Regions from separate parts of the Mus musculus genome. Here regions 2, 3, 4, 5 and 6 are each linked to region 1. The links are chromatin loops, found by intact Hi-C in ENCODE. Cell type or tissue: heart. All regions are shown on one strand. Links, peaks and the distances in the headings refer to the core of each region. The heading gives the core; the rest is flanking DNA.

Region 1 (5,212 bases), core at 665-4,664:
CAAGCTGTGCACTGAAGGATACTCTACTGTATGCAAATTCTACTTCTGTTTGTAACGCTAGGAAGGGAAGTTTAAGTGCTAAGAGAACAAGAAGGACACGGGCCATAAAAGGGGCTTTATGGCTGCTACAACCAAGACAGCCCAAGTCGATAACATTTCATGTCACCTCGCATAGGATATTATTTTCAAGTTCGGGTCCGGTTTTAGAAAACACATAAGTTTGTGTCTAGCTCAGACTGGCTTGGAAGGTATTAAAGAGAGAACAGTCATGAGATTCAGAGTGCAGTCAAAAAGTAATAATATTTGGGTTTAGTTTGGTGAGTTGGAGCAGTGCTTTCCAATTCGGGGTCATGGTTCGGTTGAGTTCAAGCTCTTGTTGGGACAGCCCAGTGCAGGATGACCTCCCGGGACAGTCCTCACACTGCCCTCCCTGCCTGATTGGCCCTTCTCAGCCTTCTCAGCACCTTCTGAAAGAAGCGGGAACTTGAGAGGAAAAGAAAACAGGGTCCCCACCCTGGCGCATGAGTAAAAGGCAGAATTTGGCCTTTGAGAAGACAACAGCCACCAGGTGGAAGAAAACCAGTGATCTGCACCCAAAGTCCCCGGTTGGGGGCTGCTGTGCCCTCCTGCAGGTGGGGGGAGGGCTAAGGGATGGGGAGCTTGGCCCAGGCCCCGGTCAGAGCCAATGTGAACACATAGCAGAGCTATAAAGACCCCGTGTAAGGCCCACATCCTCCCGGGCCACCCTCATCCACTGAGGGGGCTTGTTCCTTCCCAGCCTTTCTGGGCATGGTCCTCTGTCCCAAGGCGTCCTCTCTCGGCGCATGCACAGAGGAGCTGTGACTTTCTCTTTAGTTCCCACGACTCTAAACAGGAGCTGGAACAACAGGCAGAAGACAGCTCAGAGCTGCTGATGGAAGTTTCCAGAAAGATCGTTGGTGTGGCATGGGAATAAACCTCCAGGAACACCTGTGAGAGGAAGGAGTTACCTCCTCACCTGGACTCCTCAGCGACTTCGCTCTTCTCCCTCTCCTCCCCAACCTCTGGGTGTCCTGGCTCATTCTGGCCTGGCCCTGAAGCTCAAAGCCAGGCCTCTCTTGGCTACACTTCCCTGTCCCCTGTAGTCTGCATCACCTTCCTACTCTCCATCAGCCTCAAGGGTTAGATACACTTGTGCATGGGTGTATATATCCCCTCAACACGCCCTCCCCCCCCCCCGGGACTTTCCCTGTCCTTGTTCTCCTGAGTAAGATGTCTGGGTGCTCCCAGGTGGTGCTGACAGCTCTGTGCAGAGGAACCAGCCAAGGAGATATCTCCAAGTCAGAGATATCTCTTCAGCTCACTCTCCTTCCTGACCAGTCCTCTCCAAAGGTCCTTTATAGAAACAGGCAACTGTCAGCAGGAGCGCCCTGTGCCATTGTGCCACTGCATCCATGTGTCAAACTAAGGAGATCAGGGCAAGCATGGCTCCTGTGCAGACTTGGGCCACAAGAGCCATGCCCATCCAGAGAGGGCATTTTTTTCTGTAAAGAATTAATTCTCACCTACGAAAGCAACAGTGGCCACACCCAGAGCACATGGACACAGGAGAAGAGCTGGCACTCTGACTAGCCATCTTAATAAATGTGTCACTTGTCCTGATTGAAGTGACGTGTCATCGTTCTTAAATCAGGGAACAACAAACTGGAGGGATGTGTGTGTCAACAAGCCACAGGACACAACACTCAGTCTAGGCATCTCACCAAGTGCCCAGGGCTGATTTTACAGAGTGTAGGGCCTGATGAGTCTTCATTTTGGACTTCGGTATCTGAGTGTCAGTCCAAGTACACACAGTGTCCTGGATCCAAAATGGATCCTCTTTCCTTCCCCATCTGTGTTAGACAACTTGCTTAGCAGCTCTCTGACACCTCCGCCCCTCTCCCGCCCCCAGTTTCTCCTGACCAGTGTGGCTGGCAAGGCTACCACCAGTCTAACTTACAGGAGAGGGACTGAAAGTTGTTGATGCCCAGACCGCTTGACCTGGCAGACATGGTGCTGGGAGACCTCCCAGCTGCACACGCTGTGTGAGGACACAGCCCCGCGGACCTCTATGGGGTCTTGGGGAGAAGAAGAAATGGGGCTCGCTCATTCTCTTAGACAGAAGTGCAGAGTGGGCAGGTTTCTAACCTGCTGGAAAGAAAAATCTCCCAATATATTTGGAGTGGCCTGCCTTCTGGGCGCCATGGTCCCCCGCAGCCTGGGCACCGTGTCTTGGGCAGCAGCGACCCCTGCTGGCTATAAGTGTGGAAGCCCTGAGGGAGCTGAAGGAGGAGAGGGGACCATCGGACAGCCATGTCTCTCTACCCTCAGACATGTGGCCACTGCTCCAGACCAGTGAGAGCCTTCTCCATGTTTTGTTTTTTTCAGGGAACACACAAAGCCCCAAGAACGGATCCCACAAAATATCATGCAAAGGCTCTCTTAAAACTGTGATTTTTCTCTGCTTCAGTCGGATAGGGTTTTTCTCCCTCCATAAGTCAGTATTTTTGCAGCTCATAGACATAATGGGATGTGCCTGGAGGACATTGGTTGCCTCCCTGAAAGCCAGCTGTTCATATTATAGGCTCACAGCAGAGCCCACTCTATAGTGAGGCTTCCTTGTCGCCCGTGGCTGTCAGTTCCCAAGGCCAGCGGCTACACCGGTGTGCAGTTGTGCAGGGGAGGCTGGAAGTGAGATTAAGAGAGTGGAGGGGGCTGGAGAGATGGCTCAGTGGTTAAGAGCACGGACTGCGCTTCTGAAGGTCCCGAGTTCAAATCCCACCAACCACATGGTGGCACACAACCATCCATAATGAGATCTGACACCCTCTTCTGGTGTATCTGAAGACAGCTGTAGTGTACTTAGATATAATAATAATAAAAAAAAAAGTGGAGGGGACACGGGCTCACAGCAAGCATTCCAGAAGGTTCGAAAATACCATTAGAACAGACACTGAACACAAATTTAAATAGATGTCATTAGGCTCGCTGATGACAAGTAATCCTGATATTCTCCATGGTCCTAAAAAACAGCAGATGAGGCAAGAGAAATGGCTTAGTGGCAGAGGGTGCTGGCCACTCAGCCTGCTGACCCGAGTTCAGTCACTGAAAATGAGAGGAGAGAGAGAACTGACTCCTGAAAGTTGTCCTCTGACCTTGTCATAGGCACGCACACACACACACACACACACACAAACACACTAGATGATAGATAGATAAGAAAGGAAGAAAGAAAGAAAGAAAGAAAGAAAGAAAGAAAGAAAGAGAAAGAGAGAAAGATAGATAGGGATAGATAAAAATGAATGGATAGATAGAAATGGATAGATAGACAGAAATGGATAGATAGATAATTTGATAAATAGATGATAGATAGATATCTAGATAGATAATAGATAGGTAGATAGAGATGATTGAAAAATGATAGATAGATAGATAGATAGATAGATAGATAATAGATAGGTAGATAGAGAAGATGATTGAAAAATGATAGATAGATAGAGTCTACATAGATATCTAACACCATTTTTCATTTTACAAAATATGTCTTCCTAGTCCAAGAACTGAAAAATCTTCTGGGATGGCTTAAGGAGAGTTTAATAAATTGTTTCTTCATAAGACTGAAGGGAAGGAAGCTAGCCAGGGAAGACAAAGCACCCAGAGCCCCCAACCATCTCTAGCCCTGAAAGAGAAAGGGAAGAGGGCTGTGTAGGAGGGTCACTAACAGGAAGAGACCCCAGCAGAGGGCTATGGCTAGCAGCTGGTCCAGCAGGAGCCAGAAAGAGGAATGAATGTCCCAGTAACATTTCCCACCAACACAGGCCAAGCAGCGAAGGAGCCAGCCTCAGGGCCCAGAAACAGGAGCAGGAACTAGGGCAGCCCAGGCAGTGGTGATTCGAGGACTCTTGGGGCGGACCCCACGGAGCTCAACTGTGACAGTGTTCACATTGGAGGTTGGGGATCATGGGACGCCAGGAGAAGGGAATGCACTGGGTTTTTATTCATAGACTTCTGTGTCCACGTGTCTATCAGTCAGATGGAAATCCACCCTCGCCAACAGCAGTGTTCTGTTTGGGGAGCAGTCCTGTGGGAAGAGCCCCATGCAGTGCTCGGTGGTCTGAATGCTTGTTCTCACCTCCTTCAAGAAGCCCTGCCTCAGAACCAGTGGGATAGCTAAATGACAGAGCACTTACCTAGCAAGTAAAGGGCTTAGGTTCCATCCCCAGCATAAAAAAAAAAAAAAACCTGAAGGCACAAGGGAGATGCTCAAAGTATCTGTCGGGCAAACATAAGGACCTGAGTTCAGTCTCCAGAACCTATGTTAAAAAGCTGAGCACGTGGTGGACACGTGATCCCGGCACTGGGGAGGTGGGGAGGCAGATCTCTGGGGCTTGTTCCCGCCGCCCCACTCCCCAGTCTAGCTGAATCAGCACCGGGTTCAGTGAGAAACCTTGCCTTGAAACAGTAAAGGGGAGAGCCATAGAAGATACCTGATGTGACCTCCGGTCTTCACCACATGCATGTAAACACGCGCGCACACATGCGTGCATACACACACTTCACGTAGGCATAGAAGACATGGTCAGGATTTGTGATCACAGCAAACTGATCCCTTCCTAGGCAAGGAAACCTGAGGTGTAAGTTAGGTGAGGTTTCCCTGGGGAGCTGGCCTCATTCACTCTGGTGGACCAGAGCTTCGAATGGCAGACATTCTGTCAGTCACCCGGGAAAGCAACATGTCGAACCCAACACCCTGGAATTCATAACTTTGTAAATGCTTCTTCTTCTTCTTCTTCTTCTTTTAATTTTTTTTTTCATTATTAAAAAGGGGGGGGTGGAAACAGCTTAAGAAGAGCGCTGGCTTCATTTCCTGCCCTCTCCCGATCGCAGGGGCAGGAGAGGTTTCCTTCAGTGGCGCAGGTTCTGTTTCCGTTTGGGGGAGGCAGGCCCCCCAGGGAACAGCCCCCTTTAGGACTTTCCATGGGTTGAGAAATCTAATCCAGTGTTTTGCAGCCATCATTTAGCAGAGAGCTGTCGTCTGGGTGGTTTGTTCAAGCCCTATGCTGCCTCCACCTCCCTCCCTCCCAGCCCCTGAGGACCAACTTGGTGACTCTCTTCATAGTTATGAACTAGCAGATCTGCTAAAACTTAGGAGGCCTAGGCTAAACCAAAACGTTTTTCAAAGAAACACTTTCCA
Region 2 (5,212 bases), core at 736-4,735, 640 kb before region 1:
CGACAATTATATCCTGAGCGTATTCAGCACCAGAAGGGTGCACAGAACACTAGACATTGAATTAATAAAGTTATTTTTTTACACCTTAATGTATGCCCTTGCATTATACAAAATATCTACTTATTTGTATTTTCCCCTGTTTTCATCCAGGTTTGGAAAAAGTTTTGTTTTTTATTGTTAGAATAATGTCTACCCTCGCTGAGGGTACTTAGAAAATTCTGGGCCCTTGGCTGATAAACATTGTAAAAGATAGCTCTCAATGGAAATATCATTTTCTACAATTTCCCCTATATCTGACCTTTTCACACCACAAGGAAGAAAACAATCGCCAAAATGGATGCTCTCAAAAAGGAAAAACACGTGTGTTTGTTTAGGACCACTGCTTGATCCAACTACAAAAGGAAACTGGCCACTACAGGGCCACGCACCCCCCTTCCAAAACAATCCATTCAGATTTCTGTTCAGATAGGAGACCTAAAGAGATAACTGCTCTAATTGACCTGGGCCCCTCTTGCTGCTCCACCCACACATGGAATCTGAATTGCTGCGTGGGGTACCGGGTGATCAACAACTGGGAAATGCAGGGGCCCGTGGGAGTTTGGCACCAGAGTCCGAGATGAAGGAACTGGCACAATTCCGCCTTTTTTTTTCTTTCTTTCTTTCTTTCCTCTCTCTCCCTTTTTTTCAAGACCATTCTTAACCTGTTCAACAGAGAGCCGGGTCCCAGACTCGCCCACTAAAACTGGATGCATCTCTCTCGCTGGCTCCCCCAACTGATCCCTAGCGTCTGGACCAGGAGAATGGACAGCCACCCATCCAGCCAAGTCTCTTCCGGGGATGGGGGGTGGGAGGGGTGCTCCGCACCACCACCAAACCCCAGACTGCATCATAGATATGGCCAGGGCCTGGGGACCCGCACACTTTCAACCTGCTGTCAGCTGTGCGTGACTCCTACCGCTATCGGTGCTGGCAAGCTAACGGGACTTGGAAGAGGAGGCCACGGGGACGCACCTTGGAGCCCAGGCCTCCGGCAGGAGCCACCCATCACCCATCGATTTCCCCAAGCAGAAGGGACATCTGGGAGTTCTGGCTCTTTCAAGGCAAATAAAGTTTTCACCTCTGTTTATTCTGACCAACCGAAGTTGCTCCACAGGATTCCCTTTTCCTCCCAGGCAAAATGAGGGGGGGGGGGGAAGCAGCCTAAGCCTTGCTCCCCTTCCCCGACGCTCATCACTCCCGCACTCGGGGGCGCAGAGCCCCGAACCCCCCGCAACTCCCTGCTCCTGCCTGGCCCTGATAGAAGCCGAAACCCCGGCGGCCCCGCCTTCCTCCAAGTAACGGGAACCAGTGCCGGCCGAGGAGGGCGCGAATGTCCCGTCTGTCCCCGCTCTCCCGCGTCCATCCCCAAGTTTACTGAGCACTCTCAACCTACGCTCCTCGATTGGCACCTCATCTCGCCCCAGGCGCAAGCGCCCTCCGGTGCTGGCACCCTGCAGGCAACCGGGCCAAGCCGGGGAGCAGCCGGGAGTGCCAAACGGCAACCAATCCGGGAAAGGGACACCTAGTTCGGGGTAGAGGCCTGCGTCTGCAAAGGGGAAAGCGGGAAGGAGCGCACAGAATCCCGGAGAGGAGAGGCCGGGATGCCCGTGTGGAGTGAGGAGACCCCGGGAGAAGGGGGCGGGAGGAAGCTTGCAGCTCACAGTGGGCGCCTCGGGGCGTCTGGGGGCCCAGGAGTCTCACAGCAGGGAAAGAGGCAAGAACCGCGCCTGGAAGACTGAAGGATGAAGAAGCAAGGGAACCTAGGCTTACATGGTAGTGGGCGCACAGGTGAGAAGGGGGATCTGCTCGCGGTGGCCGCTGCGGGGTATGTAGATCAGAGCCACCTCGGTCCCCTGAGTGGAGCCACCAAGGCTGGAGTCTTGGAGGACACCCATGGGCACCGAGACCACGGCGGGAAGGTTCCATGGGGCCGGGCCAGGATCTGGGGGTGACCAGTCTCTTACCTTGAAGGCCACGGGCAGGGTCTTGTTGCACCGCCAGTGCGAGGGCAGCACGGAGCACAGGAAGTTGGGACTGTCGGTGCGGACCAGTTCGGCCGGGTGGTCCGCGATGATCTCCACCATGGTGCGGTTGTCGTGCGGCGGCCTCAATCGGGGCACTGCGGCCGCCGCCGCTGCTGCCGCCGCCGCTGCCGCCGCTGCTGCTGCGGCCGCCTCCTGCTGCTGCTGCTGCTGCTGCTGTTGTTGCTGTTGCTGTTGTTGCTGCTGCTGTTGCTGCTGCTGCTGCTGCTGTTGCTGCTGCTGCGCAGCCACCACCGGGCTCACGTCGCTCATCTTGCCGGGCTGCAGGCTGCTGGAGGGGGGGCTGAAGCGCCGGCTGGTGCTCGGATCTACAGGAATACGCATCACAACAGCCACAAGTTAGCGAAGTGGCCGGGGGAGGGGGAGGAGGGTGGAAATGGGGGGCGAGGAGGAGGAAATCGAGGGGGTGGAGGCGAGACGGGGGCGGAAAGAGGATGGAGGTGACGGGACAGAGGAGGTGAGAAATCAAGTTCGAGGAAGCCGTGTGCCGGGCGGAGTCTGCTGGGGGCCGGCGACTGGAGACCGGACAGAGTCGGGGTAGCGGGTGGGGACACCCGAGAGGCGCGGATCTCCACCGGGAGGCTTGGGAGTCCCTGGCGGTGGCTGCAACGAGCGGGACGCGGGGGCGTGTTTGGCCCAGCCGCCGCAAGGGACTTGAAGTTAACAGCTTGCAGTAGGGGCCCCTTGGGGCACCGTGTCCTGGGTGCGCTGGCGCCCCGCTCCGGGTTCCAGTACGGTAGTGGAGCCCCGCAGGTTCAGCAGTCCATCTCGGCGGTGCGTGTGGCTCCTCGCTGTCCGCCACCGCCAAGCAGAGCGCGGCTGCCCAGCTCGCGGCGCCGTCGCTTGCCCGCGCCGCCTCCTCCGCCTCCTCCTCCGAGGCCGCTGCGCGCTCCCCGCGCCGGCAGCGCGCTCCGAGTCCTCCGGCCGCCGAGTCCTTCCTTTCCCCGGCTTCTCCTCTCGCCCTCTCCTTCGCCGCCGTCTAGCTCGCAGCCTCGTCTCTCCTGCTCTTTGCAAAGTGCCCCGGGCCCCCCTCGCGTTTCAAGGTGCCGGGAGGTAAGTGGGGGCGGGGGGAGAGCGGATCTCGGGGCGACAGATCTGGAGCCTGCGGATCGCAGCCGCTGCCGCCGCCCGCCGGCCGCTAGAAGCGCCGCTGCGCTCGCTCGGCGCCCGAAGCTGTAGGGAGGAGGTCCCCGCCTAGGACATCGCCGCCTGCGTCCTCGGCTCCCCACTTCACCCTCAGGACCGGGAACCACTTCTCGGTCTGACGACGCTAAAGCTGAGAAGCGGGAGAGCCTCAGGCTGCTCCGACTGGCGTTAATTTTTCGTTGTTAACTTCAGGAGAGGAGGAAGGGAAATTCTCAAGTCTCCACGTTGACTTCTGAGCACTCTTCACCCTGCCCCCAACCCCACCCCACATTGGTTGGGGCGGGGGGCAGGTTTTTACAGGCTTCGGGAGTGCCCCCCCTTAGGTGACACCAAAATGGGTGACAGGAGTGTTTGTCAAAATAGTTTTAGAAACTCTAACGGATGTCTGGACACTTTTCTTATATATTCCTTCTTGTCATTATTGGAGAATAAGGATGGGTTGCTTTTTTAATAAAAAGAACTAAAAAATGACAGCTTGGTAATTAAAATAAGTTGTAAGTTGATAAAATGCTTGCTGGGAAAGGGGGAATACACAGCGGTTATCCATTCATTTCCCAATCTTTTATTAAGTGTAGTCTTCGTCTCAGACTAAGTCTAGTGTCTAACTGTCTTTCTAGCCACTCCCCACTTTGGGGGGTTAAAAATAAAAAGTTTAAAAAAAAGTTCAGTAATTATTTATTTATGTTTTTGTTTCCCGGCGTTATGGGGGGAGGCGATTTTGGAATCCCCAAAAGATTGTGGTTGAGAGATGAAGGAGTGCGGGGAGCGGCAGCAGTTTTGTTTTTTTTTTGTTTGTTTTTTTTTTTTTTGTTTGTTTTTTTACCTAAAATGTGGTTTTTGGAGGCTGGGATTTCTAATGATTAGGTTTTTGTGGTTTATATAGACACGACTCAAACTGAGGCGATCATTATACTGATGGGAATCAGAAGCACGTGGGTGTCTCCGACCAGCCTCAAATTCTGAGCCTTCAAAACAAATCAAACAACGTGCGGCGGCGCCCACAGAAGCCGGGAAATCCGCCGGAGGCTGATACACCCCAAGAACCAGGCAGAAGCAATATCGGGCTGGCTCACCTCTCAGCGTGATGTTCTGTTATATGTCTTGCCTAACCTATTATTTTAAAACTTCCAACGCTTCCAAATAGAATCATTTTACCAAAATCCCCGGCGATTCGTAACAAGGTAGTTGACGCAACTGTGATTTGGTGAAATCAATGAAAAATTGGGAGTCGTCCCCTAGGAGGACTAAAGAAGAGGGCTAGCTGGGTAACATTTCTCACCATCCGTCTTATTTAAAGCTCTTCACGTAGCCATTAATTTGGGGCTTTTACTGCTGGGGTGCAAATGCCTTCCAAATTCAGCAAGGGACCTGTCATGACCCTCCCTAGCGCAGTTGCCACTCTCTGACCTTCCCTCCCCGCGCGCCCAGCAGGGCCCAGAAAAGGTACCCGGAGCGCGCAAAAGAGGTTGTTTGCGCCTCTTTGCAACTCGAGACTAGAAAATACAAAAAGTGGATCGCTGTGCTCAGATGGTCTGGGGACCCGTGCTCCTGTGCCTGAGAGGCGCTCTGGGGGTTGAGGAGTGGACAGAGTTGAGTGTGACTGCTTGCTCTCTCACAGGCTAGGGATGATACTGGGGAGCACTCCTGTGCCCTCCCCCTTTGAGTCACTGCTTCTGCCTCCCCTTTCTGCTTGCACCACTTACAACTATGCAAACCCCCCCCCCCCCCGCCGCCGCCGCCGCCGCCCACGTCCCATGTCGGTCTTTCCTTGTCTCTTGCTCTCTTTCCGGATTCTTCCACCAGTCCTCCCTCAGACTTGAGTCACCTCCCTGAGCCACTCAGTCTCCCTCTTCTTCCACTGCCCGCTCCTCTATGCCACTACCTGTGGCGCCCACATCTCCCACCCGACTTCCTCGTAGCTGGTGGCCTCTGTGTCCCTAGCGCTCACTCCCGATATACATTACAGGTGGAGCGAGTTACTGAGC
Region 3 (5,212 bases), core at 742-4,741, 120 kb before region 1:
ACCCCAACACATGCAGAACTATGCACACACACACACACACACATATACACACGACACATGCACATGAAAACAGAAAAGGAGTTCTGGTTAAGAGTACCTCCGGGGGCCAGCAAAATGGCTCAGTAGTAAAGACAGTTGCCACCACCGATTGACCCAAGTTTGATCTCCAGAACCCACGTAGTTGGAGACAGCCAACTTCTCCAAGTTGTCCTCTGACCTCGACTTGCATGCTGTGGCACACACACACACACACACAGAGAGAGAGAGAGAGAGAGAGATCAACCTAGGCACATCTCTATCCCCAAATAGGGAAGCTGAAGCAAAAGAATTTTAAGTTCAAGCCTGCCTAGGCTACATAGTAAGATATTGTCTTAAAAGGAGATGGAGATGGTGAAGGGAGTGGAGGAGGAAGATGAGGAGGGGCAAGAGGAAGAGGAGGAGGGGGAGGAAGAGGAGGAGGAGGAGGAAGAGGAGGAGGAAGAGGAGCAAGAGGAGGAGGAAGAGGAGGAAGAGGAAGAGGAGGAAGAGGAGGAGGAAGAGGAGGAAGAGGAGGAAGAGGAGGAAGAGGAGGAGGAAGAGGAGGAAGAGGAGGAAGAGGAGGAAGAGGAGGAGGAAGAGGAGGAAAAGGAGGAGGAAGAGGAGGAGGAGGAGGAGGAGCAGCAGCAGCAGCAGCAGCAGCAGCTACAGTAGCAGCAATAGCAGCAACCGCAGGGAAAACACTCAGCGGAGATGCTGCCCCCACTGAATGCCATGGCACCAGCTAGGACTGAGGCGAAGAATCTGGAACCCTCACAGACCCACCCCCACTCCACCCCACCACTCACATGACTTAAGGGGCTTGTGATTTGTGCAGGGAGAGAAGAATCTAAGGAAACATACCAGCAAGCCAGGTGCCACTCAAAGGCCCCATGAATGACAAGGCCAGCCAGGCTGTGGGGGTTGGGGGTTGGATTGGTAACGGCTAATCCCGGCTGTCAATTTGGGATACCTTCAGATGAGCCTGTGAATGTCTGTGGGACATTTTCTTGATTGCTAATTGATATGATAAAATGATTTCTATATTACTAATAACCATTATTAATATTTTCCCTAGAAACTATCCCTAACAAATAAAATAATTAATATTAGCACTCATTTGATATTTATAGTGATAATTTCATGCTGTGTGAAGTTTACCCACAAAAATATTCTCTAAGAAGGACTCTCTTCTAGAACCATCTCAGTTGCTATGGTCCCTGCGGGTAGACAGCTTGGCCTTTTCTCCAGGCTCCTGACGTGGTTACAGACAGGTGAGGTTGGGGGACTCTGGTCTGGGTCCCCCAACACTGGGGCTTTCCAGGATGGTTGACAGTGGTCTATTACAAGGGAACTGGGCTCACTAGTCTCTCAACGCCTGCCTCTGGGGTTCTTAGGCAATGGAGCTCAGCTTGTTGAGGGCCGACCTCCATCCCACCACGATGCCTGCTCCGCTCCAGAACCAAACGTTTCCAGAGCTTGAGCAGTCTTTCCGCAACAGGCCATGTAGGATCTGGCGTGTTCTCTGTAGCCCTGGGTGGAAACTCACATACGTAGAAATGTGTGAGCCCAGCTGGCAGGCGATAGGCTCTCACACTGTTATCCCTTTCTTAGCAATAATGTTTAGGTTCGGGAAAGAGATCCAAAGTATATAGGAGTCCTCCTGCTGAGTAAGGGCTCCAGGCCCCACCCGCTGCGGCTGGGGCCACTGCTGTCTCCAGAGATGTTATTACACCAGCACCGGTCACGCACTGGACACAGGAGTCTCTCAATGTCCTCATTATGTGCCCTGTGCTCTCAGGTCGTGTAATTCAGCTGTAAAAATTTGCCCCTGGCTGCACCTGGCCTAGGAGTGGCACAGAGGGGTGTGTTTATTTTATTTTATTTTTTGAGTTTGCTGTTAAAAATAAATTTAATTTAAAAAAAAGAGGAAAAGACAGCTCAAGACGGAGACTATTTTAATTTGAGCTACGAAGGGAAAAGCAAGGGCAGAAGGGCTGAGGCTCTGGTGGTTTTGCTCTGGTGTGTCTGTGTGTGCACAAGTGTGTGCTTGCACAGGCGTGTGGGCCACACGCATGCGCAGACACAGGTAAGGCTTGTTGTTCCTGTAGAACTAAAAGCCAACTTTGTTTATTAGACTGAGATTTTCCAGATCGTTAAGTTGTGATGGAGCTCGGCTGAAACTGAGCAATATCCCTTTTGAAACAGGCACACACACAGGTACACACGTGGAAAGCAACTGAGCCGTTTCAATTAGTAGCAGCACCGGCAGTAATTAACTTTAAACGACATTTTTTTTTTTTTGGTGCTTCCCCCACCCCCCATTCCTTCCCGTAGTTGAGTAATTCGTGACCTTCTGAGTGAAGCTGGCTTCTGTCTACGGGTCTAGAAGGTTTGGTCTCTAAGCCAGGGTGTGGAGATGGAGGGAAAATAGGAAGGCCAAGACAGAGAGAATTCAGACAATAGGCGGATTCTTTCCCTGGGCAACCCTGTGTGGGAAGGAGATGAGATTCGGCAAGGTGGTCCTAGGATCTGAGTTAGCCCAACACAGCCTGGTCTGGCTTGTGGCTGAGAGGACCCACGTAGGGGATGCTGTATTCAGAACAGAAATGCCTCGTATTTGGAAGGACTTCTGGGGACAGGTGGGATGCCTACAGTTGATTACTCCTAGGAAGACAGATGGCTCTGGTCAGTGAAGGTGGAGATAGGGAGGAACCAACTGGACAAGACATTCTTCTCCCAGAGAGCTGAAGGTACAGAAGGCCTGGCCCCGACCACCAGTCTTTGTCTTCCCCGCTGGGGTCCACATCCGAGGATCAGTGTTCACCCTGGAGGCAAAGCGGGGACAGGAGTCTGCCTCGCCCCTTCTTGTCCTGTTGGCCCTGGCAGAGATCCGCGGCCACGGTGTGGAGACCGGAGGCCTCACATTGAATCCCGCCCAAAGGCCACCTACAGCAAGCATCAAACTCCCCCTCCACGCTGGTCGCCACGGTTACCCACTGGCATGGTTGAAATGGCTGTTGTGCCCACTCAGAAATCAGGCTCCATTCGACCCAGCCTTACGCCCAACTCGAGCGCCACCTGCTGTTTACAGGGGTCCCTGCGGGAAGACTCCAGCTGGATCCAGGAAGGGCTGTGGGGGAAAAGGTGGAGTTTGTCTGTCTGTCTGTCTGTCTGTCTGTCTGTCTGTCTGTCTGTCTGTCTGTCTTACAGCTCTAAGGATGTAATGTGTTCTGAGCTCTGATGGTTCCCAGCCAGTTGTAGGGCTTTGCTGGAAGGACAGACGGATGGCCAATAACATATGAGTCATGGACGGATGACGTATAGATGGCTGATAAATCAATAACAGACAAATGGACAAACAGGAGGGTCAGACATAAGGGACTGGATAAAAGTCAGGCTAGGATTCTGCCTTTACTGGATCGTCTGTGCAGCCAAGGGCAAGCTACCTTTACCTCTCCAAGCCTCAGTTTCTTTGTCTGCGATATGGGAACATATTTGCTTTAGAGGCTTACCATGAAGTAGGTCCCTCCAAGTTCCTGACCACTGAGGATATTTGATAAATATTAGCTGTTCTGTCTACGGCAGATGTAAGGAGACAGATGATGGAGGTGGTAATTAAGTTAGAGAGCAGTCGCATCTCTTCTCCTTGGTGTGTGTAAGGACACGGAGAGTGATCGAGGGATGGGTGAGCTTCCTGTTCTTACTTCCCATGCCCTGTGTGCATAGGTAGGAAGAGTCTGGGCTCTGTGTGGTGACCCTAAACCCTCACTCTTATTAAGGAAGCCTACAACGAATGTATTTCCATTTTCAACCTTGGGCGGAACCGGCTAATAATCCTGGAGGACAACCATTTCTGTTTGCATTTGGAAAGTACTGTAAGACAGGCATGCCCAGCGTGTGGCAGTCTTCATCCAGGTGGCAGGCACCCACTGTGGTAGAGTCTCAGGTCTCAGTCAGTAGGACCCTCACGAAGATGACTGCTCCAGCCCAATAGCAATGGCCATGCCTTGATGAAAAAATAAAAAACAAACAAACAAAAAAAAAAAAAAACAGGCTGGTATGTCTCAGACACGCGCCTAAGCGGCAGAAACGGGCAGATGGGATCCAAACCCTGCCTCTCTCGACATCCCCTTGGACTTGAAGATGCCATGGGTAGATTCTTCTAGTCTGTCTCTGTCTCCGACCCAACCAGAATCAAGTCTTCACACCAGCTGCAGACCCCAGCATCAATCAAGTCTGGATTCCTGCCAGTGGGTCATTGATTGTGTTCCCAGATGTCTTCCGGGTAGCTCCTGGCATGTGGCTATATTAAGAACATGAACGTGAACCATAACATTAACACTTTTTTTTACGCCGCCCCCCCCCCCCCAAGAAAGAAATACCACGAAGAAACTAACACTGGATCCAACCAAGGGTCATAAATCAATGTCAGTAAATTTATAAACAGATCGTGAATGTAAGTGCTTTTCACAGGGTTCACTGTTGTGTCTGTTGAGGGAGGGGCAGGAATTCTGAGAAGGCCCCTCCGTTCTGTCCTCCAGTCAGCAGCTGCTCGGGTGGTTTCAGAGGAGAAAGAGACAGGCCAAGCATTCAGTGCTGACATCCTGATGACCACTGCACAAGGCTCAGAGAACCAGCTTAGGTGAGCGAGAGTCCTGAACCCCGAGTTTGAACTGAGATCTTGAAAACAATCTCCCCCCACCCCCACCCCCACCCTGAACTACAATTATTTCTTTCGGTTTCTTTGTTTTCTTTTCTAAGTATTCAGCTCTTTACAGCTATGGTGAGTACTGGGCTGAACCAAGTCCTAGCAAAGGAAAGTCCTAGGAAACAGAGTGCAGGATTCTTCGAGCATGGTCTCCCTCATCCTTGGATGCTGCCCCAGCCTGTGTACTGAGAGTTCAAGAGCCCACCTATCCCACATATGGGTCCCCACCATGGGGATCAAGATGGGTTTCCCTCACTGTTCCTGGAACTTTAGCTCTGGTCCAACCCAGGAGCCGTGGGGTGTGCCTGCCCCAGCACACAGCCGGGTGGCTCACTGGTAAAGGGCAGGTGGTGACCCCTAACGTTCAGCCACGTACTTCACAGGTGCACCTTACAAAGTCCAGCCCTGCACATCCTTCCCCAGTAGTACATGGTGATGAAGTTAGCCATGCAGATCCTGTGCCTTCTAGAAGTTCCTCTCACCTCA
Region 4 (5,212 bases), core at 825-4,824, 1.1 Mb before region 1:
TTAGAGCATTTACCAGTGCTAAGTTTGTATCCTCAGATACCCGTGTGAAAGAGCAAAGCATGGCAGGATGAGCCTATACCTGCACCCCTGCGGAGTGGAGTCAGGAGCATTCTGAGACCTCCCAGGCCCTCTGGCGTTGTCTGCAGTAAAGCAGAAAGTGGTAGAGTAGAATCCCCTGACGCCCCCTTCTGGCCTCTGCATGTGTGCACATGGATATTCTCAAGTGCACACATAAACGGACATACCCCACACATCCCTTCCCTTCCATCCCATCCTGGGAGCTGTACAGAGTGCTAGAATACAAATAGAACCACCAGCTATTCCAGCGCCTCCATGTACTGATAAAGGGTATGTTTTCCTTTGTGTAATAGAAACCTGACTACAGGAGCTAAAGCAAATGTTTCTCCTCTTTGACTCAGCCAGACCTCCGAAGCGTGTTACTGTTCACCATGCCCTGTCCTGGGTGTTCTCCATAATGTTTATTAGCACGTCTTAGCAGGAGTTTGCTTTTCTCATATGACAAGTACTTGAAAGAACAGCATGTCTCAGGCTGACGTGACAGCTTAAAGAAACAGTGGACTCAGGTCCTCGGAGTTCCTGGTTCTCCATCACTAGTCTGCGGCTCTGTGTATGCGTGCACATGTGTGGATACATACACATGTGTGTTTGCCTTTCTTTATGCATGTTCTATGGTAGGAGTATGTGAATGTGCAGGTATGGCATCCTTGCACACACACAAAGCTGGAGTAGCATGTCTGATGTCTTCCCTTCTCACTACACCTTGTTACCTTGAGACAATTGCTCACAGAACTAGAAGTTTGCCCTTTCAGACAGAGTGGCTAGCTAGCCCTGGACTTCCAGAATATACCCATCTTTGCTCCACCCCCACCTCTGTGCTGTGCTGAGATGAGGTATATGTTGGGGATTTGAACTCAGGCCCTAGTGCTTATATCCATGGAGCCATCTCTCCAGGCCCCAGTGTGTGTCTTATATCTTCATCTCTCAAAAAGTCACTCTATACTGCATCTGAGTTTCTGGCATTGTCTTCTCCAGAAGCCTGGAGCTTACTCGCTACTTGTGTCTCATTAACCAGAGCTACCTGAAAAGGTGGCAGTCTGGGAAGATGGGTCTTTTTAGCAGGGCACTCTGCTATCCTAGGGAGGGGCAATATATGGGAATTTTTTATCAGTAACAAAGAAGAGAAGAGGGAGTCTGTGCATGTAATCCCTTTTCAAGTTAAGTTGGTTGTCCCATCGTCCCCCGATGGTGAACTCTCTGACCCAGCCACAAAGATACGTCGTTTCCATGTACTTTTGGGTTAGTGAAGTTTGCCAGACTTTAGGAGACAGAAGTAGGATATCATGCTCAGAATTTGTTGCGTTCTCAGTTCAAACGTCAGAAGGCGCAGTCTCCTGTTGTAAGAGTCATGCAACACGCATGGGTAGATGCTCCTCAAATTACAGGAGCAGGTGAAGCATAAGGAAATTACTCCAAGCAAGGCGGGGCGGGGAGGCTGGGTGTAGTCTGAGTGCACCTGAGAAATGTTGTGGCAGTATCTATCAAGGCTGCCCTATCTTGTGGTGAGCACGAGGAAGGCTCACTGTGGCCAGACTGTGGCTAAAGAGTTATAAAGAACAGATCAGGCAGGTGATGGTGGCCCACACCTTTAATTCCAGCGCTCGGGAGGCAGAGGCAGGTGGATTTCTGAGTTCCAGGCCAGCCTGGTCTACAGAGTGAGTTCTAGGACAGCCAGGACTACACAGAGAAACCCTGTCTTGAATAAAGAAAGAAACAAAGAAAGAAAAAGGAAACCACTCAATGAGGACTGAGGGAGATGCTCCGTGGGAAAAGTGCTTGCTGGGTGGACATGAAGACCCAAGCTTGGATTCCCAGCACCCACATTTTTAAAAAATGTGTCATTTCACCGCTAAGGAGGAAGATGCTGGGGCTTGCTGTCTAGCTAGTGTAGTCAAATGGCTAAGCTTTGGATTCAGTGAGAGACACTGTCCTTAAAAAGGAAGGTGAGAAATGACTGACTGAGGAAGACTCCCAACATTGACAGAAACATTGCAGGCCCAGCTTCACCACGAACCCAGACTTCATCATCTATGAGGAACCAGGAAGTACCAAACGTCATACACACTAGACACTGAACATAGGCAACTGAGAAAGAACATATAGTGTATTCATCGAATTACCCAAACCAGACAAGGGCAGTGGAGGGGCGGTGGCTGTTTCAACATCTGCCAAGGTCTCTCATGCAAAAGATGTCGCCATTGGAGGATGAAGCAAGCCATAGGGAATGGAATCCCTTGGTATAAGTGCTCGTGGTGAGAAAGACAGGTGAGCAAGACCCAGGTTGATGCAGGAACAGATAACCAATATAATGAGCGTCTCTCTGGGCAGCTCACCCCTTAAGTTTGAACATCCATGATAACCTAAACTGTCCTCACACTTAAAATTCACCGTTTGTAAAGTAACTGTAAACATCTCCTAGATTTCTCCCCGACTCAGTCAGCCTTGTGCACGACACTGGCGGCATCAGCTGCCTCAGTCAGCAGTTATGTCATTCCTTCTTTAATATGACTGAGTTTTACAGCCATTTATGACTTTCTTGGCAGCCTAATAGGAAACACACACACACACACACACACACACACACACACACACACACACGTTCCTACTGAAAAGGAAGGTAGTCTCTCTGCTTAAGGCCAGAAGGTGGCGCCACCGCCCCATGGCTGAAGTCAGTGCTGGCCACTAATCAGGAACATAGTCTCTCTCTCTCTCTCTCTCTCTCTCTCTCTCTCTCTCTCTCTCTCTCTCTCTCTCGCTCTCGCTCTCTCTCGCTCTCTCTCGCTCTCTCTCTCAGTCTCGCTCTCGCTCTCCCTCCCCTCCCTCCTTCTCCCTTTCCCCCCTTTCTCCCTCCCTCCCTCCTTCCCTCCCTCCCTCCCTCCCTCCCTCCCTCCCTCCCTCCCCAATCCTGCTTCTTCCACCACTAATAAATAAACATGTGTGAGGCTTGCATGGTACAGGTTGTATGGAGCCCTTAATTTGAAGAAGTAAAAGTGACATTTTTTTTTCTCTTCGAATGTACTGTGGCTTTGAGGAGATTTACAAAAATATCTGCACCTGGAACTTGTCTATATCGTCAATATCATCCTCCAAAAATGTATTGTATGAGCAGCATGCTGAAATTGCCCCAAATTCCTCACCACAACCATGATTTAAACACAGTAAAACAATCACCAAAGACTGTGTCATTTAAATACAAAGTGTGTTTGTGCTGTTGGGTACTGTCCACATAAATGTCTGCTAATAATAAGCTGGCCTGTGGAGCTAGATGAAAAAGATCTTCTCTTCAAAGCACTGATTCCTCTATAAAGCTCAGAGAATTGGCTTCATAGAGAATGTGTTTTCCTTAAAGGAAAGTCCCCTGTTTCCTTGGGGACATATCCGAGAGGGTTCTGTTCACTCTGTGACTTTGGGGAGGGGACCCATAGTGTCCAGCATCCTAAATACTTAAGGGGATCATTTTATCCTTCATCCAGGGAAGAATTTCTTTCCAGAGCAAAGAGTTCCCACCATGGCAGGAGGAACTGCAGATTCCCTATTAGCCTTTTGATCCCTCCCAGGCATGGCAGGGACCTGGGGTGAGGGCCATGGCATCTTGCTTCAGTTTGTCTTCTCGACATTTGAATTTAAGCCACTGTCTGGAAATGGAGACTGGGGCATTGCTTTCCATAGATGAGTTCCTGGCTCTCCCAGAGCTGGGTTTGACTTGTTGAGACACACTTTGCTGGCCAATGGAGCTTGCCCAGGGGTATTGGTCTGATGGTAGTTGTGGGCTCAAATTCTCCAAGGGATCAGACCAAGAATGTTGAACACTGACAGGAGAAAATAAGGCCTTAGGGATGATTCCAGACAATGGTAGGTTCGACTCTGAATGCATGAGTCATCCTCCAATATCCCCCAGGATCCCCCTTGTGCCCAGGATAGTTCTAGTGTTCGAAACTTTCCTTCCCACACCCAACCGTCTGCCTTGAGTTGACCTCCAGTAATAATGATCCTAAGTTAGATCTTCTGCTAGGTCCTTACTCCGCTTCAGACCCTGCAGAAGTTGCTCCGACAGCAGCCAGGAAACAGGCATTGCTAACAGCAGAATTCAAGGCAAGTTATTCGTGAGTGACAGACATGTCATGGAAGGTTGTCACCTGTTGCATTGGACCCCCAAAGGCAGCCTGGTGCTTGGTTCTGACACCCCTGACCCAGGTTCTGCCTTGGTTCTGACACCCCTGACCCAGGTTCTGGTTCTCTGTCCTTTGTGGACCCTGATGATGTGTGAACATAGCCAGAGGCCCAGATTCAACAAAGGAAGCTACCACCCCTCCAGATAAGCCCTTTCCTCTCTTCTAAAATCCTGTTCCAGCCCTGACCCAGTGGCTCTGAGGACCTCATGCTTTGTGAGTCAGAGAAGTCATCGGAGACCTCTCACTTTACCCGTTGGGTGTTCTCCTGTGGGCGGCTGAACCCCACAGTCTACCTGTTTCCCATTTGACCCCTTACTCAGATAACTTGACTAAGGCTGAGTCCCTAACCCTGTACAGTGACTACAAACCTTAGGTGAGGCTTCACTGGAGGCAGGGAGGGACCACACTGGCAACCACAAAGATGAACCTCCTAAAAGACCTCCTTACAGCGTCTCTGGCTTCCTCAATGTGACAGTACTACTATGTCACGTGCCAGCCTCCTCTCCATCCCCTTACCCTCTGTTCTTCCTGGGCGTGCACTGTTCCAGCGGCAGCTCCGAGTCCCCTGGATGTTTGGGTCAGAACAATTCAGCTGTTCTACGTCGCCTCCTATGTAATCGCAGGACACAAGAAAAAAATAGCTTCCTCCAAAAGGTGACAGAGAAGGGATGTCAAATTCTTCTTATTGGATATTTTTTAAATCTCCATCACCCGGCCTCATTTATGTTTTTAACTCTCAGATGTCAGCAAGGTGTGGAATCATTTCTCTTGTGTTTCCAGCAGTACGATGGGTAGAGACTCCCACTTGAGTCTCCCTCAAACCACATTCGGCTTAAGTGCCTCTTTCTTTTATACCCACATGCGCTCTGATGAGAAGTAGACATTTTAGCCAGTTCTCCAGTAGTACTTCACGGTGTCTCCATATTTCTTCCTTCACAGAGAAAATCCAAGCCGAGTTTTCA
Region 5 (5,212 bases), core at 750-4,749, 920 kb before region 1:
ATTCCCCAGCCCCACAGGACTATTCTGGCACAAAACCCCAGCCCAGGATTTTGCTTGCTGCTCCATGACCACATTCTCTATTCTGGGGTCTCCTCAATGTCCTGCTGATTCTGAAATAGTATGGAATAGTGGGGAGCCTCATTCGGTCAGTGATGGACTGTGATGCCCCACAGCTCATTGTCTGTGGGCATCAGGATGGGAGGTTCAGCTCTACCCAAAGGAACCTTCAGAGATCTGTTAACACATTAGAGACTTTGACACAAGTCAAACAAGACCCTTGACTTTGTTCCAGCAAAGAAGTTCTGGGTGAGCAAGTATGAAGCAGTGTGGGTCTGCATCCCTCCCCACCACTGGGATGTGAATGTGCTGCTGCAGAGGTGAAACAGGGAGACGCTAGACTGCATTTACCCTGCGCCTCTGCTGTTGGGGTGCTGAGCTCAAGCAAAGGGCCAAGACACCACTCAGGGGATGAAAAATGCAGCCTAGGATGTGGGAGACCCAGGGGCTCCCAAACTCCTTGGTAAAAGACTTGGGGGCCCTTGGCCTGAGGACTACAATGAGGCCGGTGCCGGGTGAATGGGAACTCTGGCTTAGCTCATGGGTGGTTATCCTTAGCTTGGCAGTGGTTGTCTGGGAGAACAGAGGGGCCTTCTGCAGGAGGCTTAGATGGTGCAGCTTGGTAGTGGAAGGCCTTCTCCATGTTCTCCACGGTGGTTCTTGATGAAAGAGACAGTCCTTGGCTTCAAACTGTTTATTGCTTGGTCACCATGGAAAATGGATGCATACCACCTTCTCAGGGTGGACCAGAGATTAAATACCTTTTGCAGGAAGGAATGTCTGGGAAGGGAAGCTCATTGGCTAAACCCTCAGAGCCTCTAGATACCTCATTAGCATGGAGAACTCTGTTCTGGGCTACCTGACTATGTGGGGAATCATGTGTTTCAGGATAGGTATTTGGTAGGGAGCACCTACTGTTTCAGGTGGGCACTTGGGTGCTAGGGTCTCAGACCCACTCAACCTTACTAAGTTTCCTGGTACAGTCCATTGTCCCACAAAGCAGAGTTGGGTTTATTAAGACATTTTTAACAGAGATTTTTAAAGACGGGCGTTAAAAGGAAGCAAGGCACTTGAGAAGTAAAGATGCACTAGAAAGCGTGGGTGTAGCCTTCTCAAGGAAAAGCCCCAGCGTGAGTGCCTTAGCATTAGTCATATACATCATATTGGAAGTTCTCATTATATCTCAAAAGGCTCCCCCCCCATTTTATTTTCTTGCTTTCTTTGATGAACGAGAGGTAAAGAGACCCTAGAAATGCCTTGGATGGCGTGACAATTTGATAAAATGAAGCCAGGAGCCACTATGTTGCACAAGGGGGTTGAGATGTATAACTAACTGTAAAGAGAGGTTCTAGTAACTAGGCCCTGGTAGTACACACCTCTGATCTCAGCGCTTGGGAGGCAGAGGCAGGTGGATCTCTATGAATTTGAGGCTAGCCTGGTCTACAGAGGAAGTTTCATGACAGCCAATGCTACACAGAGAAATCCTGCCTCGAAAAGAACCAAAGAGACAGAGGGGGGCGGGGGAGAGGGAGAGAGGAAGAGACAGAGTGACAGAGACAGAGTGACAGAGACAGGCAGGGACAGGGACAGAGACAGATTGATTCTAGTGAGATTCCTAGAGAATAGCAGAATTTCAGCTGAGAAGAGTGAAAGGCCTGAAGCAAATGTTAACTGTGTTGGAATTCTTGATTCTCAGCTGGGCAGAGATGTATTCTCTTTTGTTCCTATGTCCCTATAACTTTCCCTGTCACTCTGTCCTTCCTCAGTTACCATAAAACACATATGGCTCTTTAAATTTAAGCAAAATTGAAATTATACTTATATTAAAGTTAAATAAAACTCAATCTACTTCCCCTGACATACCATCCCTGCCTCAAGAGCCAGTTAATAACATGTGGCTAATGAGGCTGTGGGCTGGTCAGCACAGGTAAGGGGCACTTTCTCATTGCAGAAAACTCTACTGGACAGACCACTGTGGACACAGCCACTTTTATAGAGGTTTCAGGCCATAGGACTGATCAGGATATAGAGGTATTCTCATGTCACTTGACCTATGGTCTGTGAATTATTGAGGACTCCAGACCAGACCAACTCTGATTCCGTTTCCACAATGAAATCAAAGCCATATCACCTCCTCCCTGATATGCACAGCCAGAGGACGAGAGCCTGATAGAAGGACCACCTGTCCCTACATGGTCCTGTGATTTCCACGACCAAAAGCTCTAAACTCATCTACCATGAACATTTATGAATTCCTCTGTCGCAAGAGAGAGTTCTAAAGAGAGAGGCAGAAGAAGGAGGTCCCTGCCCAGCTTCTTTTCTTCACAGCTGTGTGCCTTCAGGGAGCAGCTCTCCCTCTCTGAGAGACTCCTCGTCCTTTGAAGTTCTAACTCTCGATGCTACCCAGCACCCACATAGCACTGGGAAATGTGTCTTATCTTTCCTAGGTAGAGTGATGAAGAACAGTTCATCGCAGGCAAAGCTATAGTGGGTCTGGCAAGGGATATCAGCTTGGCCAACCCCAGGTGAGTGTAAATGAACAGACAGGCTCAGCTGAGCTTCTCCGGGCAGCAGCGGGGCTATAGGGTGCTGTGTTCCACACAAGAATCCAGCAGAGGGGGATGTTGCACAGAGGCAGCTTTCTTTGAGCTAGTCACTGGGAGTGTGCAGACTCTGAGGGGAGGAAATGTGTCTTTTCATCCTTTCAGGACCCCCAAATGCACCCTCCACTCATCGTGATTCGTTGGGTTGCAGCTCCAAGCCCCTGCACAGGTACAGGAAAGCCCCTTGCGATCTTCCTGTGCATTTAACCTGAGGAATTGTCCCTTCCCGCTTGCAAATGACAACACTATTTTAGCTGCTGTCGGAAGTTGGAACCTGGCAAGATCAACAGTTTTAAAAGACTCCTTAACCCAGAGGAGGTTTCCCCTTCCCTGCCCCTCCCCAGTCCTCTCCCTTCCTAGACATCAAGGACTGAGATCATCTGCAAAAGAACGAAAAGTAGAGTTCTGCTTTCCTGGCCCAACACCCTCACCCTTTCCTTTTTTTTTTTTTTTTTCTTTTTTCTTTTTTCTTTTTTCTTTTTCATGTTGACAGTGATGTTTAAAATCTTTCTCTTCAAATACAGATTGGCACCTGGGTCTGTAATCTCTCACCATCTTCTGAGAGTGACTGGGGCTTGCTCAGCCTTTGACACAAGAGAAAAAGTGCATTAGAATTTCCGACTTCTGTGATTTCTCCCTTCCTGTTTCCTATTGAAGGAGAGTGTAGCATTAGAGGGAGAAACCCAGAGAAAGTCCCCCCACCCTCACCTCCGCCCCCACCCACCCCCACCCACCTCCACCCCTGCATCCTCGAAGAAAAAGAAGACGAGAGGGTGAGTCCTTTACAACATCTCAATAAGAAGCCATGGACACGCTATTTATCTTGTAATGTCCTTTTGAAGATGTAAGGACTCCTGATTTAAAAGGCAAGCCTGCATCTAGTTTCTCAGCATCCCCCAGGGCCAGCCTTTCTCCTGGGCAGAGAGGAGAGGATGGAGAAGGGCTGAGAAGAGAGGCCTCTGAAGTCACAGCTTCCATGGGAACCAGAGGCACCTGCCCTGCTCTGTGGTCTCAAAGCAAGCCAAGAGCTCATGAGCTGGATGTTGGTGAGAAGGGGCTCATCCCCGTCATGGGGGAAATTCTCAAGCAAAGTGTGGTATAGTTGCTTCAGTCTACCTTGGTGGGGATTTTCAAAATATTTTCTAAAGCTTAGTAGTTTTTGGAGAACACAGCCACGAAGTATTGAGGAACAAATAGTCATAGTGTTCATTATGAGATCCAGGGGGCAGAAAGAGAAGCATCCCGGCTTTGAGGGCAAACTGGCTTAAATCCCAGCTTCAACTGAAATAAGCAGAGACAGCTCACCTCGATCCATCTTCTCTAGAATACAAGGATGAGTGGTATTAGGCACTCTTCTTATTGCTGTGGCAAAAACAAAAACAAAAACAAAAACAAAAAAACAAAAAAAACCAAACCTTACCAAAGCAACTTAAGGGAAGATTTGATTTGGCTTCCCAGTTCAAGGGAACACAGTCCATCATGGCAGGGGTGGGGTGGGGGAGTCATGGCAACCAGAGCTTGAGGCACCTGTAACATAGTGTCGTTATGTTACATTCTAATGTTACATTTGAGTGTGTGAAACATCAGCAGAAAGAACTGAACGCTGATACTCAGCTCACGTCTCCTTTTTATTCAGCTTGGGGCCCCAGACCTTCCAACAAATGGTGCCACTCATATGCCCAGTGGATCTTCCCATCCCAATTTCCCAATCTGGAAAGCCTCTCACAGATATGCCTGCATTTCCTTGGTGATTTTTAATGCTGTCAGTTTGAAAATCAACATGGACCATCATGCTACTTTTAGAAATTCATTGGAATTTCATTGGCCTAAGCTGGGTAAAAGTACTAAGTGTTGTGGCCCCTAGTATGATAGGCACTCAGGAGGTGTCACCTGACATCATGGTCTTGCCAATGAAATTGTGCTACAGTTCCTTCTGACTTTTGTGGTATCAAGGTGTCCTGGGTAGGTTTTTGTCAACTTGATACAAACTAGAGTTATCTGGAAAGAACTTCAATTCAGAACATTCTTCTACCTAGATCTCCACACATGCACGTCCATAGATTATTCTCCCAATTAATGATTGATGTGCGGGAGCCCAGCCCACTGTGGGTGGTGACATTCTTGGTGCATGAGTGATATAAGAAATCAGGCTAACATCACACCTACAGTCTAGTGTCTTTGGTACAGAACGCTATTCTGCAAGCTACCAAATAGAAACGTAAACACCAACTCAACCACAAATGCTTTGATCTACAATGCTGTTCTGCCTGCAAGAAAGCCAGGACAATGGTGGCACAAAGCTTATAGGAGTTGCCAACCAATAACTTATTTGACTTAAGGCCCACCCCATGAGATGGAACCCATATGTGACACTGCTTGGGTGACCAAGTACCAGAGACTAGACAGCCTATGGACCTAGAGTAAAATTAATTACTACTGTTCTAGACAAAAATCATAACAATAAAATAATTTTAATGGCATTCCATTGACCCATAGATCAGTGCATTGTTCAACCGTCTTCACCATGCAGCCTGCATCCTCCTGCAGCAGAT
Region 6 (5,212 bases), core at 634-4,633, 310 kb before region 1:
ACCTGCTTAGCCCTCAAGTAAGTAAAAAAGTAAGAGAAAATGAATGAACCATCACTATAACTTGTAAAATTATAGGTAAATTGATCATTTAAGCTTGCAGCCATGCCATGGAGTATGAGATGACGTTGTACCATATGCAAACCAGACCAAGAAAAGACCAAAATTCAGTTTCAATGATGGTTCCTACGGAGTATATATCATTTTTTTCATCATCTTAAAAGTGAAAGAAAAAATAAACCATTGAGTGGTTTGTAGCCATGTGTATGCACATCAGTGTGTGCCTTCCATAGTGGTTGGACCTATCAATAGTGTGTCAGAATCCCTTGTCCCCCATATCCTCCCCATCATTTGTTGTTGGCAATTTTCCACATGGTAGCCCTCTGACTGGGTAAGAGGATAATATCTCCATGTATTATCAGTTTGCATTTCCTAATGACTAAGGCTATTGAATATTCTTCATATATCTATTGGCCATTTATATGTCTTCTTTTGGGAACTGTCCAATTTGCTTGACCATTTACTGTTAGTTCTTTGTATAGTTTGGCTATTAATAACTTGTACCTGACAAAGGCTAGCTCCCCGTATGCTCTCTCTTCACTCTGGTTGCCTCGTTCTTCACTCCAGTTGGGCCCTTTAGTTGTGATGCTTTTTAATCTGTGATCTCATTTGTCACCCCTCTCCCTCTCCTGAGCTATGGAGAACTTCTCAGAAACCCTTGCCTGTGTCTGTATCTTGTTGTATGTCTTCCTCTTTTCCTCTAGTATTTTCAAAGTTGCAGGTCTTGCACTAAGGTGTATGATCCAGTTTGAGTTTTTAGTGTTTGTTTGTTTGTTTGTTTGTTTGGTGCAAAGTGGGAGGTTGGTATGTAGTCCTTCTACCCATTTTTTAAAATCAGTTTTAGTATTCAGTTTTTCTGCCCCATTTGCTAAAGAAATGGTCTTTTTTTTTTTTTCCTTTACACTGTGTTTGATACCTTTGTCAAGAATCAAGTAGCCATTGTTGTTTGGGTTTCTCAGTCCACAGTTCATTTTCTTTGGGGTGAATGTTTCTTGTGCCAGCACCATACTGCTTGTGTTAGTGTGGCTCTGAAGTAGAACTTCCGTGAGCCTCTAGCACGGCCATTTGCTTTAGTTGTTTGGAGCCTTCTGTGCGTTTAGCATTGGTTTGGGGTTGGGTTGTTTTGTTTTTCTGTTATATAAAGAATATCATGGAAATTTTAATGGGCTTGCAATCAATCATATATTACTTTTCTTCGTGGCTAGAAATAAGAAAATAAATGTTCAAGAATGAGGGAAAGGATTGCCATTTAATATTTTCATTACCATGCTTCAGAATTTTTAAACAGATAAGAGAGATAACTTAGCAGTTAGGAACACTTGCAAAACTTCCAGAGAACTTGGGTATAGATGCTGCTCATTATTACACATAATCTCCAGAAGATCCACACTCTCTTCCAGCTTCCACAGGGACCCAGAATACATACACACACACACACACACACACACACACACACACACACACACACACCCCAATTCGGTCCCTTTTTATTATTTTAAAGAAAGTATCAGATCACGGTAAGGCTGAGCCAGAGGGTAGTTGTGTCTACCAAGAATCTTGATGATTTTCTGAAATCTTTACCTCAGCTGGTTTGAAGTCTTGCACGTACAGTGTATCAAGCGCTGTGTAAACTGACCCTTCCCCAGTCGTGTGCAGAGACCTAGACTCAGAGTTGGCCTGCAGTGAAGACTGTGAGATGTAAAGGGAAGGTTCCTTTTTCATGGAATGGGTCTAATTTAGGAAGCAGGACTACACAGTTGGCAGTCTTCTTAAATACTTTCCTCATATACCAGTGTGAAATAGCAAGCTTTTGGCACACAGACAAGCTCCGTGAATTCATATGGACTGTTTCTTTTCTGTGTGTAACTGAGATCCAGTGCCCAGTACGAAGCGCTTTCTGGGGGGAAAAAAAGATCTTTCTAAAAATCTTTCTGTATTTTTGTACTGGTTGAAAATAAGCCCTTTACACATATGGAAAATTATTAAGATTCCCTTCTTCAGAAAGTCACTGAAATGGATTTTGGCAAAGACATTTGTTTTCTTGCTGCTCTGTCAAATCTTCCTTGTTTTAGACCACCCCCTCTACCCAGTTTCTTCATAGCCACATCAAACTTTCCTTCAAAAGTGGACAAGCTTTCTTTTTAATAACTTTGTTGAGGAAATATAAATAAATATACATTATCTTTTTTAAGCAAATCATGGGTTTTATAAGCCAGTGACATCAGCATTCTTCAAACAACAGTCGTCGTGTTGTGTATGTGATCATCTTGAAAGACATCACCTCCCAAAATAATACTGCCAGTACAGCAAGAGGTCAGCAACTCAGAGTACAGTGATGTGACTGTTAGCTTTTGTCATCTCTGAATGTTAGCGGTGGTAGTCTAGTCTGTAAAACCTGAAACCTGATAGCTGGCTAATTGTAGGAGAATCACAGTAAGCAAGCTCTTGTGGTTGGCTGTTACAAGTCTGTGTATTGTGTTGATTTCATCTGTAGTAAGATATCCCAGAACTTAGTCTGTTAACACAGAATGATTGTTTATTGTCTCATGCTTTCTGGGAGCCGAGAACTTGGGACCATCTTGGCTGGGCAGTTCTGGCATTGAGTTCACCATAATATGAAGCCATGTGTTCCTTAAGGTGGACAACTCCCCCTAAAGTGGCTCAGTTATATGGCTGACAAGTTCTGTGCCTTGTCTGCTGGCCTCAGTTCTGCACAGGAACTGAGGATGTGTTCCCATTGGGTGGAAGCTAGCTTAACCCAAAAGAAGCAATCCAGGAAAGTGAAGTGGGATGGACAGTGACTGCTAAGGCAAGAGTAACAGAAGACTGCTCCATAGCGAGGGAGCTGGGAGGGAGCCCACAGAAAAGCCTGTCAAAGGCATGCAGTGAGTGAGGGGTTTGAAGAGGAGCTATGCCAGGCTCACCACACAGAGTCGAAGGCTGACTCTTTACTGCTGGGTGCTGAGGTTGGAAACGGGGTTCCTGGGCCTGGAGATTGTGCAAAGGGAACCACAAGGTTGACATTTATCTTCATGATAGTGTTTCATGATTTTGCTTACATGGTATCCCGGTATATACCAGAACAGCCCCGAAAACACTGCCTACAGCTTTCTCCTTTCTCCATGGCTACAGATGCTGGGTGTCAGACTTTATCGTTACACTAACCAGTCATTTTACAAAGAATTTCTGTTTAACCAGGGACCACAGCCATGGAGTCCTAAGCATAGTTTGCTTTTTGTTCACACCCAGTGTTAACTGAACATTTTTCTAACATTGCATTTCTATAGGATGACTAATGTACTGTAGAGCAATTCAGACTTTTCTTTCTTTTAATCCACTTTGACAAATAAACCTGAGACTCTGCTGAAAGAGTTGAGGTTAAACCCAGCTCTTCCCAAAGCTACTGAGTATATGAGCTCGCCATAGAAAGGAGGCCTGCAATTCTCTGTCTAGCCAGGCCCGTTCCCTAATCTGCTTGACCTTCAGCTAGTTCTTTAGTAAGACTTTGGGGTGAATCATCACAGCTAGGCTTTGCAGATCTGACTCCAGGAAGTCTGCCTTCTCTGAGCCTTGGGCTTAGCCAGTCTCTGATTTTCAGACTAATGGCATTTTAAATCATGTACTCAATGATGAAAGTAGCACTATGTGAAATAGGTGAAAAAGATGCTCTGGCCCTGTGACCTAAATAGATGTGTGCAGTACATGAGATGGTCCCACGATGTCCTTGTGCCCTCATTTGGAACCTACACAGCTGGCTGGAGCCATCTTTCTAGCTGCTCTACCTACTATCTCTGAGATACTCTCTGCGTTCTAATCTGTTGTTTAAATGTAGACATTGCAAGTGTCTTTTCCGAATGTTTTTTCTGAGAGGAATTTCACACATGCATACATGCACACTCACACTCAATGATGCATGAAATTACTTAGAGAAAAGCAAAATAGGACAGAGGTGCTATTGTATTTTACCTTGGAATAAGAGAAAGACCTAATTTGATGTCTGCACTTCACAGTCTTCAATGCTTGTGGAGAACTCCTGTGTGTTGTTAGAGCTTGGGCTGTATGACCTGAAAGGTCCTTCTGCTGTAGTTTACATCCAGAATGCCCCCAGAGGGCCGTGCATTGAAGCTCCAGTCTCAGTGGCACTGTTGGGCAGTAGTGGACCCTCTGGTCTCATGTCACTGGAAGCCTGTGCTTCTTCTCTTTTTGTGTCCCAGTGTGAAGATGGCCACAGACTTGTTGGGTCATGTGTGTTCCACTCTGATGTCCTGTCCTGCCACAGCCAAAGCAGCAGGATGACAACAATGCCTTGCATTACTAATCTTCTGACTGATTCTCTGATTAACCCTCTCACATGCTGTTATCGTTGGGCAAGCTATGGTATCTCTGACCTTCAGTTTGCTTGTGTATAAAATATTGGCATATATAGTACCTTTCTGTGGAGCTGTCTGGATTGAATGAGCTAAATTTTTTGAAGCTCTTTGCAATATAATAAGGTAGTATTGCTATAATATTTATTATAGTATAGTATTATAGTATTATAGTATATAGTATAGTATAGTATAGTATAGTATAGTATAGTATGTAAGTTAGGCGGTAGAAAGGAGGAAGGTGACGCTTTTTACAGAAGAAGCTGGGAGTCACAAAAGCTTTTTCTCAGGACAGATAGTGATAGAGCTGGAACCTGAGTTCCTAGCTAAGGAGTCACTAAAGTACATCATTTGTATGGTGTCTTTTGAAAATGTGTTAGCTGCCTTTAAAATAATGACTATTAATGTGTCTAAACAGCAAGACTCTCTATCACAGAATGCCAGCGTTTCTATAGAGGGTATTCTAGAAAAGGGAGAGGAGTGCAAAGTTGGGACATGGCCTGTCCCTGAGCCCCTGAGCACCCATGGGACTGTGATAATTAGCCTTCTTTAGAACTAATTAAGTCCCACCAGGGCAACGGTACATAGAAGAGAGGAGAAACACTGTCCCTGCTTTACCCAGGAGACTGGTTGTATCCAGCTCATCCATTCTGCATTGCCTTGCTAGTATGTCTGTGTTCCCACTTACTTAAAGAGAATGAATTGCATTTTATAATAGATGGCAACTGTGAGCCCTAAAACAATGGTTTGGTTTTGGAATCGATTCTTATCCCCTGGTCATGGTTCTG

What was found. Hi-C counts contacts between places; a loop is a spot of excess contacts. Peaks named below come from ENCODE experiments on the same cell type or tissue, not always from the same donor. Only the 100,000 strongest peaks of a DNase experiment are listed, where the experiment ranks them.
Region 2: it touches region 1 in a loop (2.2-fold over the local background); 16 of 42 quality-filtered maps call a loop at or near these places.
Region 3: a loop joins it to region 1, with 2.4 times the contacts of the local background. A loop is called at or near these places in 9 of 42 quality-filtered maps.
Region 4: a loop joins it to region 1, with 10 times the contacts of the local background. A loop is called at or near these places in 27 of 42 quality-filtered maps.
Region 5: a loop joins it to region 1, with 11 times the contacts of the local background. A loop is called at or near these places in 18 of 42 quality-filtered maps.
Region 6: it touches region 1 in a loop (2.6-fold over the local background); 8 of 42 quality-filtered maps call a loop at or near these places.

The regions. Positions count from the first base shown.
Region 1 is chr17:45,372,141-45,377,352 of GRCm38, forward strand. No RefSeq gene overlaps it. Among named protein-coding and RNA genes, the nearest start is that of Cdc5l, 59 kb to the right of the region's middle. In heart, for the core only: a CTCF peak has its summit at 2,275 (motif pointing left); a DNase peak (open chromatin) is centred at 2,281; H3K27ac peaks cover 651 bases; H3K27me3 peaks cover 261 bases.
Region 2 is chr17:44,733,230-44,738,441 of GRCm38, forward strand. Runx2 (runt related transcription factor 2) reads right to left here and starts at 3,419. Exons shown (of 7, transcript NM_001145920.2): 1 at 2,004-3,419. The coding sequence starts at 2,405. RefSeq lists a promoter at 3,174-5,212 and a cis regulatory region at 4,310-4,318. In heart, for the core only: a CTCF peak has its summit at 3,219; DNase peaks (open chromatin) are centred at 1,472, 2,002, 2,532 and 3,112; H3K4me3 peaks cover 3,625 bases; H3K27ac peaks cover 2,144 bases; H3K27me3 peaks cover 2,171 bases.
Region 3 is chr17:45,248,554-45,253,765 of GRCm38, forward strand. It overlaps Gm41582 (a long non-coding RNA gene), which reads right to left. Exons shown (of 3, transcript XR_876811.1): 2 at 5,209-5,212; 3 at 4,077-4,321. Among named protein-coding and RNA genes, the nearest start is that of Gm41582, 12 kb to the right of the region's middle. In heart, for the core only: a CTCF peak has its summit at 3,103 (motif pointing left); no DNase peak of the experiment used is centred there; H3K4me3 peaks cover 409 bases; H3K27ac peaks cover 435 bases; H3K27me3 peaks cover 488 bases.
Region 4 is chr17:44,259,272-44,264,483 of GRCm38, forward strand. The region is part of intron 4 of Clic5 (chloride intracellular channel 5); the gene reads left to right. Among named protein-coding and RNA genes, the nearest start is that of Clic5, 73 kb to the left of the region's middle. In heart, for the core only: a CTCF peak has its summit at 2,735 (motif pointing right); a DNase peak (open chromatin) is centred at 2,706; H3K4me3 peaks cover 310 bases; H3K27me3 peaks cover 661 bases.
Region 5 is chr17:44,453,188-44,458,399 of GRCm38, forward strand. No RefSeq gene overlaps it. Among named protein-coding and RNA genes, the nearest start is that of Runx2os3, 110 kb to the right of the region's middle. In heart, for the core only: a CTCF peak has its summit at 2,674; no DNase peak of the experiment used is centred there; H3K27me3 peaks cover 1,850 bases.
Region 6 is chr17:45,062,113-45,067,324 of GRCm38, forward strand. All of the region lies in intron 11 of Supt3 (SPT3, SAGA and STAGA complex component), which reads left to right. Among named protein-coding and RNA genes, the nearest start is that of Gm35097, 83 kb to the right of the region's middle. In heart, for the core only: no CTCF peak of the experiment used is centred there; no DNase peak of the experiment used is centred there.